2 separate regions of the Homo sapiens genome follow, and region 2 is linked to region 1. The links are chromatin loops, found by intact Hi-C in ENCODE. Cell type or tissue: A673. All regions are shown on one strand. Each heading gives the region's core, and the rest is flanking DNA. Links, peaks and the distances in the headings are about the cores only. Region 1 has its middle 6.3 kb from the start of LINC02721. Region 2 overlaps NAT10 (N-acetyltransferase 10).

Region 1 (8,327 bases), core at 209-8,208:
AATGTAAGATCATATCATCTGCAAAGAAGGATAATTTGACATCTTACATTCCAATTTGGATGTCCTTTATTTATTTCTCTCGTCCGATTGCTCTAGCTAGGACTTCCAGTACTATGTCAAATAGCAGTGGTGAAAGTAGGCACCCTTATCATGTTCTTGATCTTAAAGACTTTCAGTTTTTCCCCATTCAGTATGATATTAGCAGTGGGTTTGTCATATATGGCATTTATTATGTTGAGGTATGTTCCTTCTATACCCAGTTTTTTGAGGGTTTTTATCACGAAGGGATGCTAAATGTTATCAAAAGCTTTTTCAGCATCAGTGGAGTGATCATATGGTTTTTATCCTTTATTCTCTTGATACGATGTATCACATTGATTGATTTGCATATGTTGAACGATCCTTGCATCCCAAGGATAAACCCCATTTGGCCATGATGAATTATCTTTCTAATGTATTTTTTAAGTTGGTTTGCTAGTATTTTCTTGAGGATTTTTTACATCGATATTCATCAGATATTGGCCCATAATTTTCTCTTTTGGATATGTCTTTTTCTGGTTTTAGTATCAGGTTAATACTGGCCTCATAGAACAAGTTTAGAAGTATTCCTTTCTCCTCTATTTTTTGGAAAAGTTTGAGTAGGATTAGTATTAGTTCTTTTTTCTTTCTTTTTTCTTCTCTCTTTTTTTTTTTTTTTTTTTTTGAGACAGGGTCTCACTCTGTCAATTAGGCTGGTGTGCAGTGCCGTGATCTTGGCTCACTGCAACCTCCGCCTCCACCTTCTGGGTTCAAGCAGTTCTCCCACCTCCAGCTCCCCAGTAGTGGGACTGCAGTATTTTGCCACCACACCTGGCTAATTTTTATATTTTTTTTTGGTAGAGATGAAATTTCACCATGTTGGCCAGGCTGGTCTTGAACTCCTGACTTTAAGTGATCCACCTTCCTCTGCCTTCCAAAGTGCTGGGATTACAGGCATGAACCACCACACCTGGCTGGTATCAGTTCTTCTTTAAATGTTTGGTAGAATTCAGCAGTGAAGCCACTGAGTCCCGGGCTTTTCTTTACTGGGAGAGTTCATTACAGCTTTGATCGCATTACTTGTTGTTAGTCAGTTCAGGTTTTTTATTTCTTTCTGGTTCAATATTGGTAGGTTGTATGTGTCTAGGAATTTGTCCATTTCTTTTAGATTTTCCAATTTGTAGGCATATAGTTGCTCATAGTAGCCACTAATGATCCTTTGAATTTCTGCAGTATCAGTTGTAATGTCTCCTTTTTCATTTCTGATTTTATTTATTTGGATCGTCTCTCTTTTTTTTTTTTTGTAGGCTGGCTAAAGGACTGTCAATTTTGTTTAGATTCGCTTATCTTTACCTTTGAGCACTAATTCTAATCTGACTGGTAGCAGCAAATGGTTATACAAAGATATGAGGGTATTTCTTGTGTTCCTTCTTTATTTTGAAATTGTGGCTCTGGGCTGCTGGCCTCAGATGGATTCCCACAGCTGGATGTTCTCATTCCACAGGATCCAAATTCCAGCCCAGGCCTCAACCCTTCACATCTTGATAGTCACAGTAGTACCCATGACTCTTTCACAATTTAAGACCTTTACTGTATATTTGAAGATACAATTACAAAAATAAATCTGCATGCAAAATAAAGTGTGTCTTTTGGGAACAACAAAATGGGCCTATATAATCAACCTCTCAGTTTAAAAATAAATGTTGAGTACCTCCTACATGCCAGTCACTGTTCTGTATAGAGCTGTGAACAAAATGGACAAAGTCCCAGCTCTCATGGAAATGATGTGTGTGGGTGCTGGAGTAGCATGAACAATGAGTACACAGATGACATGTCCATCCCTGAGTGGGCAGAGTTCTAGAAACTATCAAAAACTGAGATGACCTGCCTGTGTGCTGACTTCTCTCTCCTTCTGGAAGTAAGCTTTGATGAAAAAGAACACGAACTAAAAATGTTACGAATGTTCAACACACCCATTCCTCCCTTTGAAGGCTAAGATGAATTGGATCAAATCTTGAGAGGAGTAATTTTAACTGCCATGTCCCAGGGAACAGCTCGGTCCCCAGAGGCTGCTCTTGTCTTCAGACCTTATCTTACCCAAAGCCTCTCCCAAAGAGTATCTGAGTTACAAAGAAAACAAGTTTTGCTTCAGCCCCTGCCATGGCCTAGCAGTATATTTTACTACTTTTTGTCTCCCTAGATTTGCCTATTCTGGATTCTTCGTATAAATGGAATCATACAATAGGTGGCCTTTTGTGTCTGACTTCTTTTACTTAGCATAATGTTTTCAAGGTTTATTCCTGTTGTAGCATATTCAGTACTTCATTCATTTTTATTGCCAAATAATATTTCATTGTATAGATATACCAAGTTTTGTTTATCCACTCATTCACTGATGGACATTTAGGTTGTTTCTACCTTTTGATTATTAGGAACAGAGCTGCTATAAATATTATTAAAAACTTGCATGTATTTATGCAAGTTTTTGTGTGGACATATGTTTTTAATTATCTTGGGTATGTACCTAGGAGTAAAATTGCTGGATCATATAGCAACTCAATATTTAACTTTCCAAGACACCAAGAATCTGTTTTCCAAATGGTTGCACCATTTTACAATCTGATCAGTAACGTATAAGGGTTCCAATTTCTTCACATCCTCACCAACATTTGTCATGAGCATCTGCTCTTTTCTTCCCCAAATCATCTTTTTTCTCAGATCCCTCACTTTTTGCTCTGGCTCATAAAATACCTCTAAGTGTTGTTGAAATGCCAAGATTAATTTGAATCAAAGCTTGGGCCCTCGCGTGGGGAAAGAGAACCCGACAAGGTTCCTGCTTTTGTATTTGCTCTTCTGACTCACGCCCACCAAAAACCTCATTGCTCACTTTCCACATCAGGTATTCTTCATCAGATTCAAGCTCTGTTAGAGATTGTCTCTGAGAGACACCCACCATCTGTCTTTTTGAAGTCAAGCTTATATTTTCTGAACAAAAGAAAATCCAGCTTTAAGCTTCTCCAGCTCTGGTTAGCTTCATTCAGGACTCTTTCTCCTCTTAGTGTTTTACAAAAGACCTTGTCCAATGTTGAGCTATTTCCAATCTCTTTTTCCTAGTGTCTTCTTCTTTCTCTTTTCCTGTGTTTTTAATCTGCAGATTTTCTCCTTGCATTTGGTTGATTCTTCAAGCCTTGTGATTGCATCTTTATGTCTAGTCACTTCCTCGGAGACTTTGTTTTCTACGCTGGTACTTCCAAATAAGGTCTTTATTGCTCTAACTTATCTTCATACTGCTAATATAATTAGAACTTCTTCGCTTTATTTAAAAATATCTTTAAACTGTTCCTCAGTGACTAGATATCATTTTATCTTGAAGACAAGAGGCTTCCCCAGAAGAAATTGACACCCTGCATTGCAGGCTTCCAGACCATTTTAAGAAAAACAATCCCTCCTAAGGTCTTTAGACAGGGGGTTCAGGATGATGGAGACTGTACCCATGTCCAGCATAAAGGATGGAGGGGAAGGAATATTAACCAAAGCAGCCTTGATGCCAGGCCCCAGTCTGTTAAGAAGAAAATTTTTTGAAAGTTCCCCAATTCACATTGGAGCCACATTCAACATGCTTTATAGGTGTTGAAACAATCTCAGAGGGGCTGACTGACTGGGTCTGTCTGACTCTAAAGTTCTTTCTGTTGCAACTTGCTGCCTCCCCAAGTGAGACAATGGGAAGCTGAGCTCTAAGTTGTGGGGTTTCCACAATCATCATGAAATACCAACCAAATATATGTATATATGCATATATAATGGTGTATGATATATATTGCATGATGAAAAGATGACTTTTTTTTTTTTTAAAGCTAAAAGTCCCTGAATAAATCTTACAGGGAAATTTTAAGAGTTCAGTGAAAAAATTAGTGTTTGTAAAATGCTTAACACAGAGCTTGGTCCACAGAAAGTGCTCAATAAAAGGAGCTGCTATATACTATTATTAATAACTATTATTAATCCTCCTCATCATCATTGTCAAAACAAGGCTCGCAGACTTAAACTGCACATATGTTATAAGAAAAGGTGCTAAAACCCGAATCCTGGACTATTAGCTACATATGCTACTATCTTTCAACTAAACTGTACGGCTCTTACTGGGTAAATGTAGCCAAGTAAAACATGGTCTTCTGATTAGTGTAGGTAATATGTTCATTTTAAGATAGCGTCAAATCCATGATCAGTCTCCGTGCAGAGAACAAGCCCTCTCTGCGTTGCATTTGGGAAGGGGCCTCCCTTGCTGTTCTGCGGGGCTGGCTGGATCTTGTTCTCCTCTCCGAGTTGGAGGACCCCATTCCTGAGCAGCCGCTGGACGAAACCCGGCCCTGGGATCCCGCGAGGTCCCCGGGAGGCGCCTCAAAAGCCAGCCTGGAGCCCCGCAGCGGGGCGGAGGAGAATTTTGGGCCCGGGCTTGGGTCCCCGTACCCCGGGCATCACCTAATATCACCACCCCTCTCCCCGGGTCCCCACAAAGGCATCAAGCCAGGCCCCTCGTCACTGCCTCCACTGCGCCCTCCTGTCCCTCCTCCTTTCCTCGCCTTCGCGCGGGACGAAGTGGCCGGCGATGTCCCGAAAGCGGGGCGTCGGTGCCTCCCCCTCGGCGCCCCAGCTCGGCTCGCGGTGACCCTGCAGCCCAGGGCCGCAGCCAGGGACTCCCCACACCGAGCCTCCAAAGAGCCAGGCTTCGAAAGCTGCCCGTCCCTGTCAGCGCGGCAGGCGGTCCCGGAGCCAGGTCCCAGCGCCTCCCAAGGCGGGGGGAGGGGGCGGCCCCCACACCTGGACCCGCGGACACCTGGGCGGAACCCCAAGCCGCAGCGATAGAACGGCCCTTTGGAAATCAGATTACCTGGATCCTGGTTTTCTCCGCATTCATTTCCCTTCTTGTTCCCGAGTTCCACCAAGAGGAATTGAGTTCTGCCCCTTTCAGCGGCGCAACTGGGTTAACTGGGGAGCTCTGGACCCTATGATCTCGGCATCTTCATGGCCATGCTTATAACCCATGTTGCTTTGAGTTTACATGTCATCTTGGCATTTGCTAAGGTCCTATTCGAACTTTTCAGTCTTGAGGCAGACTCCTTAGAAGGAGTTAAGAGAATAGCAAGGGTAAGCAGTGCCCCTGTGTGGCCAAAATGGTGGTGGCAGGAAAACCAATGAGAAAACACAAAGGCAAATCCACGAATATGAGGGTCAGCTCTAGGTTTGGCCTCCCCTTTACAAGTTTCTTCTGCACTTTCCACTCCAGAAAGCCTGGCTTTGATTTTGTTTTGGACATGGCAATTTATACTCACTTTTTATCCGGTTATTCTCTCACTTCATGTGGATTGGAGCCCCAGATGTGCCCAGTCTCAGATTCGAGTCTGTCCTAGCCATAGAACACCAGTTCCCTCAAGGAGAGAGGTGGAGTCAAGATCAGGACCAACAGGACATCAGAGTTCAGGGCTGTCTGATGAATTCAAGGAGATTCTTATTTAATCCATTTTCCATAGGAAACATCGACTCCTGGAAGAAGTTGGTGTGGGCTGCCTGGGAAAGGAGGTTTAGCATCATATGTGGGCTGGTGGTGGTGTGCTCTGGCTAACTTAACATCAAGGGATAGGGAGGTTCTGTCCTCAGACCCAACTGAGTTCCCATCATCCCCCACACCATGCCACCCATCAGTGAGTACAACCTGTAGGGATGCCCTGGAGGCCAAACTTCCCCTAAGTGCTGGGCTTTCAGCTTCTCTTCCCAGAACATCAGACTGACTTAGCTTTGGAATAACTTGGAATTGCAGACTGAGCATTCTGAGAATTCTGGTGATGTTGCAGGGTAACCTGAAATGGGCTGCCCTCCAGTGGGGTTATTGGGCAGAGTAAGGGTCAGGATGGAAGTCTGCCACTTTAGCTGAGGCCAATTTATTATTCATTTATTTATTTATTTAGAGACAAATTCTCGCTCTGTCACCCAGGCTGGAGTGCAGTGGTGCGATCTCAGGTCACTGCAACTTCCACCCACCAGGCTCAAGTGTTCTCATACCTCAGTCTCCCGAGTGGCTGGGACTACAGGCATGCACCACCACGCCTGGCTAATTTTTGTATTTTTAGTAGAGACAGTGTTTTGCCATGTTGGACAGGCTGGTCATGAACTCCTGGCCTCAAATGATCCACCAGCCTCAGCCTCCCAATGTGCTGGGCTTACAGGCATGAGCCACCGCACCCAGCCAAGAAATTTAAGTACATTTTCCTTCTATTTATATTTTGTAAGGGGCAGAACCAGGATTTGGACCCAGGTGTCTAACTCTGGAAGCTAAAAGCTTTCCATTATAACAAGTTGCCTCACCTGAGCCCGACTTAAAATCAGGTGATCTCAGCTATACTGGACTCCAACAGGAGTCATTGCTATTTTCTTGCTGTTGTATTTTATTCAAGTTTAGAAAAAGAAATAGCCAAAAAGCTCAGGCAAGGAGCAGACAAGACACAAAGAACTCTGAGTTCTGCCTGGGGAAGGAGCAGGGGACATGAGTCACCTTCCCCTCTAGACACAGTACTGCAATAGGATAATCCTCTCCCAACTTCCAAATAGAAGTGGCCAAATTTAGTGGCAGGAGGAGCTAGGGGCAATGTGATTGCGACTCCCACCTCTATCCAGAGAACTGGCCCTAAAGCATCTCACCTGCTGTTTCACCGAGAGGCTCGTGGTCTCCAGCATCACCCAAGAGCTTCTTAGTAATACAGAATCTTAGGCCCCACACCCAACCCACTGAATCAGAATGTGCATTTTAACAAGATCCCCAGGTGATCCTCATGTACATTACAGTTGGAGAAGTGCCTAGAACTTGACCCTTCACCTCGTTATAACTCAGTAACTTCACTTGTGAATCAGGCACAATAGCACCTGCTTGACTCACCACTCCTGGCTGTATGAGGATCAGAGAGGACAATGTAGGAAGTTAGAGGCAGAGGTGTTCAGGAAGTTATCTCTCGTGCCCCCTCTACCTTCTCCACTGCCATGGAAGCCTAATCTCTCTCTCAGAGGGAGAAGACTAGCAGGTGGCTCTTCTCTGGAAGAGCAGAGGAAATCAGGGACCCTCAACAGCCCATCCTCCATGGCCCCTGGGGGAATCTCTGAAGATTCTAGCTTTTCAACTGAAAGTTAGGCTGTAATTGACACTGTGTAATCCAGTAGACGGAATTTTGCAGAAATAAATATGAAGCTTATATTTGGGTTTTTAAAAAATCAAATTAGGCTGGGTGCTGTGGCTCACGCCTATAATCCCAGCCCTTTGGGAGGCCGAGGCAGGTGGATCACCTGAGGTCAGGAGTTTGAAACCAGCCTGGCGAACGTGGAAAAACCCCATCTTTACTAAAAATACAAAAATTAGCCAGGCATAGTGGTGCATACCTGTAATCCCAACTACTCAGGAGGCTGAGACAGGAGAATCTCTTGAACTTGGGAGGCAGAGGGTGCAGTGAGCAGAGATCGCACCACTGCACTCCCGCCTGGGTGACAGGGCAAGACTCTGTCTCAAAAAAAAAAAAATCAAATTATATAACAAATTATTCATGTGTGTATATATATATATATAGATATTAGGTTGGTACAAAAGTAATTGCGGTTTTTGCATTGTTAGAATTTTCCGTTTGATATTGGAATAAAACATAAGGCAAGAAAAGATAAAATTAAGAACATAATTCTTATTTACATTTAAGAATGTAAATAAATGTGGTTACCGTATACATCATTTTAATGGGCATTTCTCGCTTTATGTTTTTTTGCTAGTTTATTTTATGTTTATTTTAGACTATGGAAATGATGTTAGACAAAAAGCAAATTCGAGTGATTTTCTTATTTGAGTTCAAAATGGGTTGTAAGGCAGCGGAGACAGCTCGCAACATCAGCAGTGCGTTTGGCCCAGGAACTGCTAACAAACATACAGTGCGGTGGTGGTGCAAGAAGTTTTGCAAAGGAGACAAGAGCCTTGAAGGTGAGGAATGTAGTGGCCAGCCGTCGGAAGCTGACAATGACTAATTGAGAGCCATCACTGAAGCTCATCCTCTTACAACTACATGAGAAGTTGCCGAAAAACTCAGCGTCGACCATCCTACTGTTGTTCGGCACTGAAAGCAAATTGGAAAGATGAAAAAGCTCGATAAGTGGGTGCCTCATGAGCGGAGTGAAAGTTTAAAGAAAAAACATCGTTGTGAAGTGTCGTCTTCTCTTATTCTACGCAACAGCAACGAACCATTTCTCAATCGGATTGTGATGTGCGCCGAAAAGTCGATTTTATA
Region 2 (8,327 bases), core at 328-8,327, 320 kb after region 1:
TGCAGAGCTTGGCCTTTCCTGCCATTTGTTTGGCCATTGCTGGTAGTGAGAAGCCTCTCGAGCCCAACAAACCAGTGTTGTGTGGTTGTTCATGTGCTTGATGGCTCTGAGTAAATGTGAAAGCTTGAACTTTGTGAGCTAAAAATACTGGTAGCTATCATTAAGTCCTCTGAGGCCTTTCTTTTTCTTCCTTTGAGAGGTACTTCATTCATATGATGTTAATGGTCTCTGGACTGAACTCTTCACGGTCTCCTTATAGGGAAGTATTTGTTCCCAGAGCAAAATTTAACCTGTAAGTTTCTTAATGGCAGGTGGCCGTTTGCTGAGTGATTCCTATGCCAGGATATCAATGAAGAATCCAGGGGCTGGTCGCAGGGTGTCACCTGAGTTACTGTTGTTTGGGTTTTCTTCTTCTCATATAGGAAAAATAAAATAATAGTAGCACATCAGAAAGTATGGCAGGGTTTTCCTTGGAGTCTCATGCCTTGTATTAAGGACTGTCTTCAGGGTCATTGGGATGAATATGTCTAGTTTCCAGAGTCACTGCAGTGGTGAGAGTGGTGGTGGGGAATCCTTGTGGTGCCTTAGGTCTGTCTTGGGAGAGGGGAGCAGAGTGTACTGCACCCTGAGGAGAACCCGGATTTCAGGTGTTAAGATCGAGATTTGTTCTTCCACAGACTAAGAGCTGGCTCAGGGCAGGAGCTGGTCTGTATGGTGTGTCCCCAGCCCCAGCACAATGCCTGCCCCCTAATAGGTTTGCAGAGAACATTAATGTCCAATTGGGTGGCCTACATCAAGTTTCAGACGGTGGAAACCCTTTTTGACAAAGCAAAGCAAGCTTAAAGCAGTCTCAGATGTTCAGATCTGTACATATTTCATTCTTTCTATTTTTGATTTTTCTCTAGTGACAAGAAAAGGAAGTTAGAGGCCAAACAAGAACCCAAACAGAGCAAGAAGTTGAAGAACAGAGAGACAAAGAACAAAAAAGATATGAAACTGAAGCGGAAGAAATAGTGAAGAGAAACTCGGGCATCTGTGTTTGATCATGGGAAGATACTCTCACTAACTGAACCCTCTCTGGCTGGACTGTTAAAAGCAACGAGAGGCCCCGGCACACCTGGAAGCTGGCCGCGAATTCGGCCTCTGGGCCTGTGTGTCTGTGAGCTCAACCTGGCTAAAGGCAGAGTCACTCCCAAATGGGTCTCTTTAGAACTTGATGGCTGGGCACTGCCATCTCTAGAATTGCCACGAGTCTCTCTCTTCCTGCCCAGTCCAGGGCCCTCCTTTCCTATAAGTTCATATTTTGCTTTGAGCCAGCTTTTTAGTCTCATTCCCACACATGTGGAAGCCACGTTGCCTCTCGACCGCCTGAGGCCCTTAAGTACATCGCTTTCTGGTGGTGCCCAGGAGGCTGCTGCTGGGCCGCTGGGTCTCTCTTTGTGGACTTGTACCTGGAGCAGGAGGAACTCCAGTCCGTCCCGGCATCCATGGCAGCCCGCGGTTAGGTGCGCCAGGGTTTGCTGATGTTGTCTTGTGCTGTTCCACTCTTGGCTCCAGCAGACCCACTGTCCCAGAAAAGCCTGATCCTGTAGTTTATGTAGAATGCCACATCTGCGTCCTCAAGACCTGTTTCATCCATTTGGGAAAAGATGTTGGGAAAGGCCACTTTGCTCGCAGGGGTGAGGGGAAGGATAGAGAATCTATTTTTAATAAATAACATTCTAGAAAGATCAGCTGCCTGTGAGTGTTCTGAAATCCACGCACCTGGACGTTTCTTCTGGTGGGTCTTGGCTGCCTGGTGGAATTTGGAAGGTGTTGGTATCAAGGTCAAAGGTGAGCAGTGTGTCTAGGGCTTCCCAGCCCAGGAGTCTGCGGGAGAAGTGGCAGGTGGCTATGGTCACCTCGAGGGGCTTGGTGTGGTGGCTGGAAGCCAGCTAGAACTGCCTCATTTCCTTCCCAGCTCCTTCCAGGTCACTTGGTCCCTTCCATTTGTTGGGAACAGAGGTAACCTGGTGGCTTTACACATACTTTGGTATGTTTGTTTAATGGTATCCAGGCTAATGAGTCTGCAGCCCCGATATGTTGTCTAGGTTCAGAGAAGGACAGGGAAGGAAACGGTAACTTCTCAGCCTAAGGGTATTTCATATACAGCTCCTAGGACTCGTCCCCACAGGGAGAAGAGCAGGTTCTGTATGCGACCCTAGGGCTGCTGAGGCTTGTCACCGAGGCTGTCAGGACATGAGCCTAGGGGTCTTTCGTTTCTTGGGACTGAAGTTTCCTGGCCACAGACCTCTGTTAGGTCTGTAGGAAATTTTGCTGGAGGCAGGGAGGGGGCATGAAAATAATTTTTATTTATTTTCTCAGGTGGGTGCCTGAACCTGCCTTTCAAAGAGGGTTTTCTTAGACCGTGGCCAGAAGCAGAGTCACATGCTCAAATGGTCAGAGCTGGATGGGACTGTGCAAGTTGTCCAGGCATATCATCCTACAGGTAAGGAAGCTTTTGTTTAGTGTCTCTACCCTCAAAGTCTCCCCGGCTGGCTCTGCTTTGGGGTGCAAGGTGAGGGCTCTGGAGGTAGACTGCTCTGCCCTGACGCTCACCGTGGCCTTGGGCAGGTTACTTCATCCTACCTGCCCTTCAGGTCCATTTCTGCAAAATTTGAGTGGTAGGAATAGCACCTCCGTCACGGGACTGTGGTGAGAAGTGGGTGGGGTAGAATGGGAAACGTTTAGAACAGTGCCTGGCACATAGCAAGTGCCTCTGGGTTCTGGGCACTCATCAGATCTAACTAGAGGAGCCGCTCAAGTTCAGTTACATGCCAGCTCTAAGAATACTCAATAAGGACTAGCTGTGGTGTTCTTTTGAAAACAGACAGGGTCTTGCTCTGTTGCCCAAGCTGGAGTGCGGTGGCTCAATCATAGCTCATTGCAGCTTTGAACTCTTGGGCTGAAGCCATTCTCCCACCTCAGCCTTCCAAGCAGCTGGGAAGGTGCTCACCACCACACCTGCCTAATTTTAAAAATTATGTACAGATGGAGTCTCAATATGTTGCCCAGGTTGGTCTGGAACTCTGGCCTCAAGTGATCCGCCTGGGCCTCCCAGAGTATAGGGATTAGAGGCATGAGCCACCACACTTGGCCAGGACTGGCCATGTTATAAAACCACAACCTAAGCTAGAAAAGGAGTCTCCCTTGGCCAGCGAAGAGCATGCATTTTGCAGTCAGACTTGTCTGGCTCTGTATAATATCTCTGTATCCTTGGACAAGGCCTCTTTATTTGCAAAGTGTGTGTTCCTAAACACACGCTTGGGTCTTTGCATTTTATGGTCATGATCTTGGGTTCTCCTTCAAACCTGAAAAGGCATGTCTCCCCCACACCTCACCATCTGGCCCCCAGACAGAGTGACATCTGTAAAGCTTGGCTGTCTTAGGAAATGTCACTTGCGAAATGAATTCAGATAGGCCAGCCATGAGTGCTGTCACCAGAAGGGGAAGAGCCTGAAGAAGCCTGAACAAAGAAGGTTACTAAATGGTCACCCCCCATACCCCCTCGCCAGGCGGGGCTAATGCCGGCCTGCTTCAGTGCTTCCACTGCTCATCTGGCCCGGAAGTCCCGGAGGACTCCGGATGACCAGGAGACGGGACACAAAGGGGGCCGCTGAGGCTGGGAGGTGGGGGAGGGGCAGAAATAAGTGACCGTCACCTTGGAAAAATGTAGACTCATTATCTGAGGCCTGTTACAACACCCGCAGCCATTCTGCAGGCCTGGAGGAGGGGGTGGGGTCGGAAGCCCCTTGGGCTGGAATAGACAATTTCAGGGGATTGCCCCTGAGGGGGCATGCCCTTGATTCTACAAACAATTGGTTCCAGTTAAACATCATCTGGATCCTGCAAAGCGGACTTGAAAGGCAGCCTGAAAGGGAGAGGCCGGGGCTTCCTGCTTGGGCTGGTTCCGTTGAGAAAGCTCTAGCCACCTGGTATCTGGCACGGGGACTAATGTGGAAAAGGATAACTGGCCTTCCAGGCCGAGAGCCTAAAGGAAAGCTTCAGGAGAAGATTTGAATGCAGGAAAGAAACCAGACAGCCTCAAAAAGGACAATCTCAGTGTTAGCCCTGTCGGTGCAGGAGCAGACTGGTACCTGCCACCTCTGGAGAGGTGTTTTCTTTGGAGACGGCTAAGGCGCCAGCTTATGCTTGCCTGTGGACCCACTGGAGCCGAGTGAAATCCCTGTAGATGCAACCCATGCTCACAGCACCTGGGTCCTCAAGGGCTCCAGTAAGAGGGTAACTCCCCCAAGCCTGCCTGTGGCTGCTCATAGCAGGCGGAGCAGGGCAGGCCGTGAGCAGTGGCCCGGAATTAGGAGGTCCAGCTGCCTGGGTAAGTGATCATTTCTGTTTGAGTCCTAGCCCCTTGGAAGCATGTCTGCTTTTTTTTGGTAATTATTTTAATTTTAAATGTTTATTCAAAAATGTATTCCTGCTACCCACAGGCTCCAAGGGGCCCGCTCCCTCCTTCCTACCTCCACTTTCTCTCAACCCCCCACTCACCCTCTCAAGAGAGGAAATGGTGGATCCCTCATCTGGAGCCAGAATGCAACTAGATCTTGCTTTCTAGGCTGGGTACGGACCAAGGCATGTCCTGCAGGGATGGGGGAACTTGTGGGGACGCTGGACACAGACCCATGAAGGGCAGCCACTTTGAATGGCAAGTGCTGGGGACGGACAGCCCGCTCCACCACCGTCTTGGGCCACTGCACAGGAAGATGGTGTGGGGGAGTGCGCCCCCTCCTAGTGGCCCCCAGAGGGCACCATGGGTCTGTGCGGCCACAGGTCCCCAGGCTGGGCCTCGAGCTGCCCTGCGCAGCTCCTGCTGGAATTGGGCTTTGCCAGGGACTGGGATCTTTATGTCGTTCCCCTAACGCCTGAGTCACGGCCGGTCACTGACCCACAGCCACTTTGGTTCAGGTTCTCAGTGACCTTAGGAATTTCTATACCTGTTTCAGGCAGGCAGGCAGGCGACTTTTTTTTTGAGAGAGAGTCTTGCTTTGTTGTCCAGGCTGAGGTGCAGGGGTGATCATAGCTCACTGCAGCCTCGAACCCCTGGGCTCTGTGATCCTCCCACCTCAGCCTCCTGAGCAGCTGGGAATACAGATGTGCACCACTATGCCCAGCTAACTGGCAGGGAATGTTTTAAAAACTTATATTTGTGCCTGAACTTTGCACCTAAAACTACAGCCATAACTCCAGTACACTCTTGGACCTGAGTCGGCGCCTCACCATCTCCCTCCATTACCTCTGCTAGTGGCCTTGTGGTGGTACAGCCAGCTTAGCTTAGCTGGGCCTGGGGGCAGCAGTCACCCAGGGATAGGTCCCTCAAATCAATCAGGCCAGGTCAGGCCTGGGTGAAGGAGGCCCTGCTGCCACTTTGGTGGGCTGTGCCATTTGGGGATGTGCCTCTGAAGACAACCCCCAAAATAGCTCCCACATAAAGGGCCGTGGAGGGGATGGGAGTGGAGATCAGGAAAGCCTGATAGTGTCATATTCCTCAGTCATTTGGTGTCTGTCCAGCTCAGTGGCACACATGTGCTTAATTAAATGTGAGCGTGGGCGGGTGAGGAATGGATCCAGGCTTCGTTTCTGGAGAGAGGCGAGTGCTGGGTGGCCACAGCAATGGCTTTGGTAGGGTCTTGGCTCTGAGAGGGGGGAGACCTGAGTAACAGCGTTAGCTCTGGGATCTCTTCCTGGTCCTAAGGGGCTCCTCCCCAGTTCTGAACTCTGAGTAACCCTCTACCAGGAGCAGTGAGGCCAAGGTCATTGTTAATGAGTGTTTATTGTTAATAAAACCATAGTACATTTACAGTAAGTGACAACATTATTGTACAGTTAAAGTATCATACAATATTACAGCAATAAAATAATGCCTATTTCTTTGTACATCCAGCCAAGCAGCTAGTCAAAATATTTTCCAGAATTGCAAGCCCCTGGGGGCTTTTCAGGGTGACCTGAGTGCCACCTTCTGAAATGCCTGGGGCTTTTGGTGAATAAATAGTTTTTAAGGTGCGGCCAGACAGCTGAAGAAGTTGCACCCAGACAGACTGTGCCTGATGCTGCCCCAGTGTCTGGTCCATAAATATGACAGGTGTCAGGGGAGCCCAGGGCCTGCAGAATTCGAGGGCAAGGCCGTGAGGGGACACAGCAGAAAGGCCTCTTCTCCTGGCCCTTACCTTCCATCAATGCCCTGTCCTTTAATCTCCAAGAGTCACAGTCCCCAGTGGGACCTGTTTGCCCAGCTCTCAATCCTACATTAAAGGAGCCGAGAGACTTGACCAGGGGACTCTGCTTCATCGCCCCCACAAAGGCAACCTAGTCTAGGCCTGAGGTTCCAGAATCCACCCATTTACTTTGGCCCCTAAAACCAGCAGCAAAACAAGAGCTGAGGCCATTCCTACACAGCACCCCATCCCCTACCCCTTGCCCCTCCATGCCAGACTTAGCTCAGAAACCATCAAGCTGGGGAACTGCCCTCTGCTGCTAACTGAGCAAGCTGGTAGTCCTGATGGGAGGGACTCTGGAAGCCCAGGCACCAAAGACAATGGGGGAACTCCGGGTGGCAGCAGTCGTGGTGGCAGGGGGGGGTCCACAGGCCACTGGATGCCCACATTAAGCCTGTCAAACCTTTGAAGAACAAGTTTGGGGATTTGGGCAGCCTTTGCTATGTGACATTTAGGAAGAAAAATACCAGCTTTTGAATTACTGCAGACGACTGGGGGCCTAGGCAGTATGCATTCTATACATTCATAAGGATTCCTGTACCCCCAGGAGCCCCAGTTGGGATGGTCTGAGTTTACTGAGGCCCTAGGGGTGAGTAGAGCTTGGAGGGCCTGGGCGGAGGTGGATCAGGATCAGCTGCTGACCTGCAGGAGGGGAGAGCGACACCCCGGGGGAGTGCATGGCTGCCCTTGAGTTGCAAACTGAGATGGGGAGGAGGGCCACCAGTTAGCTACATCTCCCCTTTGCCCATCAGTGATTGAACAAACAGCTCTAGGGCAGAGGAGATGAGGGTGAGCTGCCCGGTGACAGGGGGGACATCTGGGGGAGGAGGAGGAAACAGCCCCGTGAACCTGGCTCCAAGAGGGCCTACAACCATACCCCGACATGGTGGGCCCTGGCACCTCCACAGGCCCTGGCCTCGGCAGCCTCCGCCCCCTGCCTCACACCCGGGAGGTGATGTAGACAGAGTGCACGCGCTCTGCCAGGGTGTTCTGCAGGTCCTGCAGTGGATCCAGGCCCTGCACTTTGCTGCTGCGGCCGTAGATGAGCTGCCGGAAGGCATCCTGCTCCAGTAGGGCCTTCATGTGCTTGAGGAAGAAGCCCTCACAGAACAGGGCCAGTTCTGGGGCATTGTGGATCTGTAGGGCAGAGAGAGGAGGGGTGAAGCCCATCGCCTTAGTACAGCCCCACTCACCCTCACCCCCAAATACTACCTACCCATGGCCACAGCCCTGATTAAGCCCCACTCTGGCCAGGGTAGGCGTTCCCTGTCCCTGCATCCTGAGGCCACCTCTGCTATATCTGAACTGTTCAGCCCCCGTCATTTTCCTGCCTGTGTCATACTGTCATGCTGCCCTGTTAAGTGGCAGTCATCCCTGTTGGGTTGGAAGTTCCCTTCCTAAGGGTGGGAACGGGGACTGTCCACCACTGGGTGTCCAGGGCTCAGCACCAGGCCTGGCATGTGACTGTGCACATGGTAAATGCTGGATAAAGATGTTCACTCAACACATATCAAGGGGCCGCTCTGGGTTTTCAGTTCTGAGGTCAAGATCTCTGCAGTGCTGCTGATGTCCTAGTTTGGGAGAGACAGACAGAATCTGAGGAACCAAAGACAAGGTAACTGCAGAAGACTGTGAAGGAGGTAAAGCCAACGTGACAGGATGGCTTGTGAGAGGCCAGGGGAGGCCTGGGGACACCAGTTGTGAAGATGAAGGGCGGGAAAGAGCTTTACAGGAAAAGGGAAGTGTCACAAAAGTCCTGGGGTCTGGGCACGCTGAGAAGGAAGCATGGCAGAGTGAGGGGAGATGTGGGCAGGACCTTGGGGGCCTTGGAAGGCATGATAAGGGCTGGCTATTATTTAGCCTGCAGTAGGTGGAAAACCTTTGGTGGGATTAAGTATGGGAGTAACACAGTCTTTGTACTTTTTTGGGGGGCGGGGGTTGTGTTGAGACAAAGTCTTGCTCTTGCCCAAGCTGGAGTGCGCATGATCACAGCTCACTACAGTCTCAACCTCCCGGGCTCAACTGATCTTCCTGCCTCAGCCTCCTGAGCAACTGGGA

Evidence for each region. A loop is a pair of places that touch in the nucleus more often than their neighbours do. Peaks named below come from ENCODE experiments on the same cell type or tissue, not always from the same donor. Only the 100,000 strongest peaks of a DNase experiment are listed, where the experiment ranks them.
Region 2: a loop joins it to region 1, with 2.3 times the contacts of the local background. A loop is called at or near these places in 2 of 110 quality-filtered maps.

The regions. Positions count from the first base shown.
Region 1 is chr11:33,824,540-33,832,866 of GRCh38, forward strand. No RefSeq gene overlaps it. Among named protein-coding and RNA genes, the nearest start is that of LINC02721, 6.3 kb to the left of the region's middle. RefSeq lists a silencer at 5,158-5,247. In A673, for the core only: CTCF peaks have their summits at 5,179 and 5,378; a DNase peak (open chromatin) is centred at 5,152; H3K4me3 peaks cover 841 bases.
Region 2 is chr11:34,145,179-34,153,505 of GRCh38, forward strand. It overlaps NAT10 (N-acetyltransferase 10), which reads left to right. Exons shown (of 29, transcript NM_024662.3): 29 at 906-1,730. The coding sequence ends at 1,014. It overlaps ABTB2 (ankyrin repeat and BTB domain containing 2), which reads right to left. Exons shown (of 17, transcript NM_145804.3): 17 at 5,809-7,406. The coding sequence ends at 7,209. Among named protein-coding and RNA genes, the nearest start is that of NAT10, 44 kb to the left of the region's middle. RefSeq lists enhancers at 1-32, 263-432, 4,742-5,271. In A673, for the core only: a CTCF peak has its summit at 4,789 (motif pointing right); DNase peaks (open chromatin) are centred at 4,783 and 5,593; H3K27ac peaks cover 5,320 bases.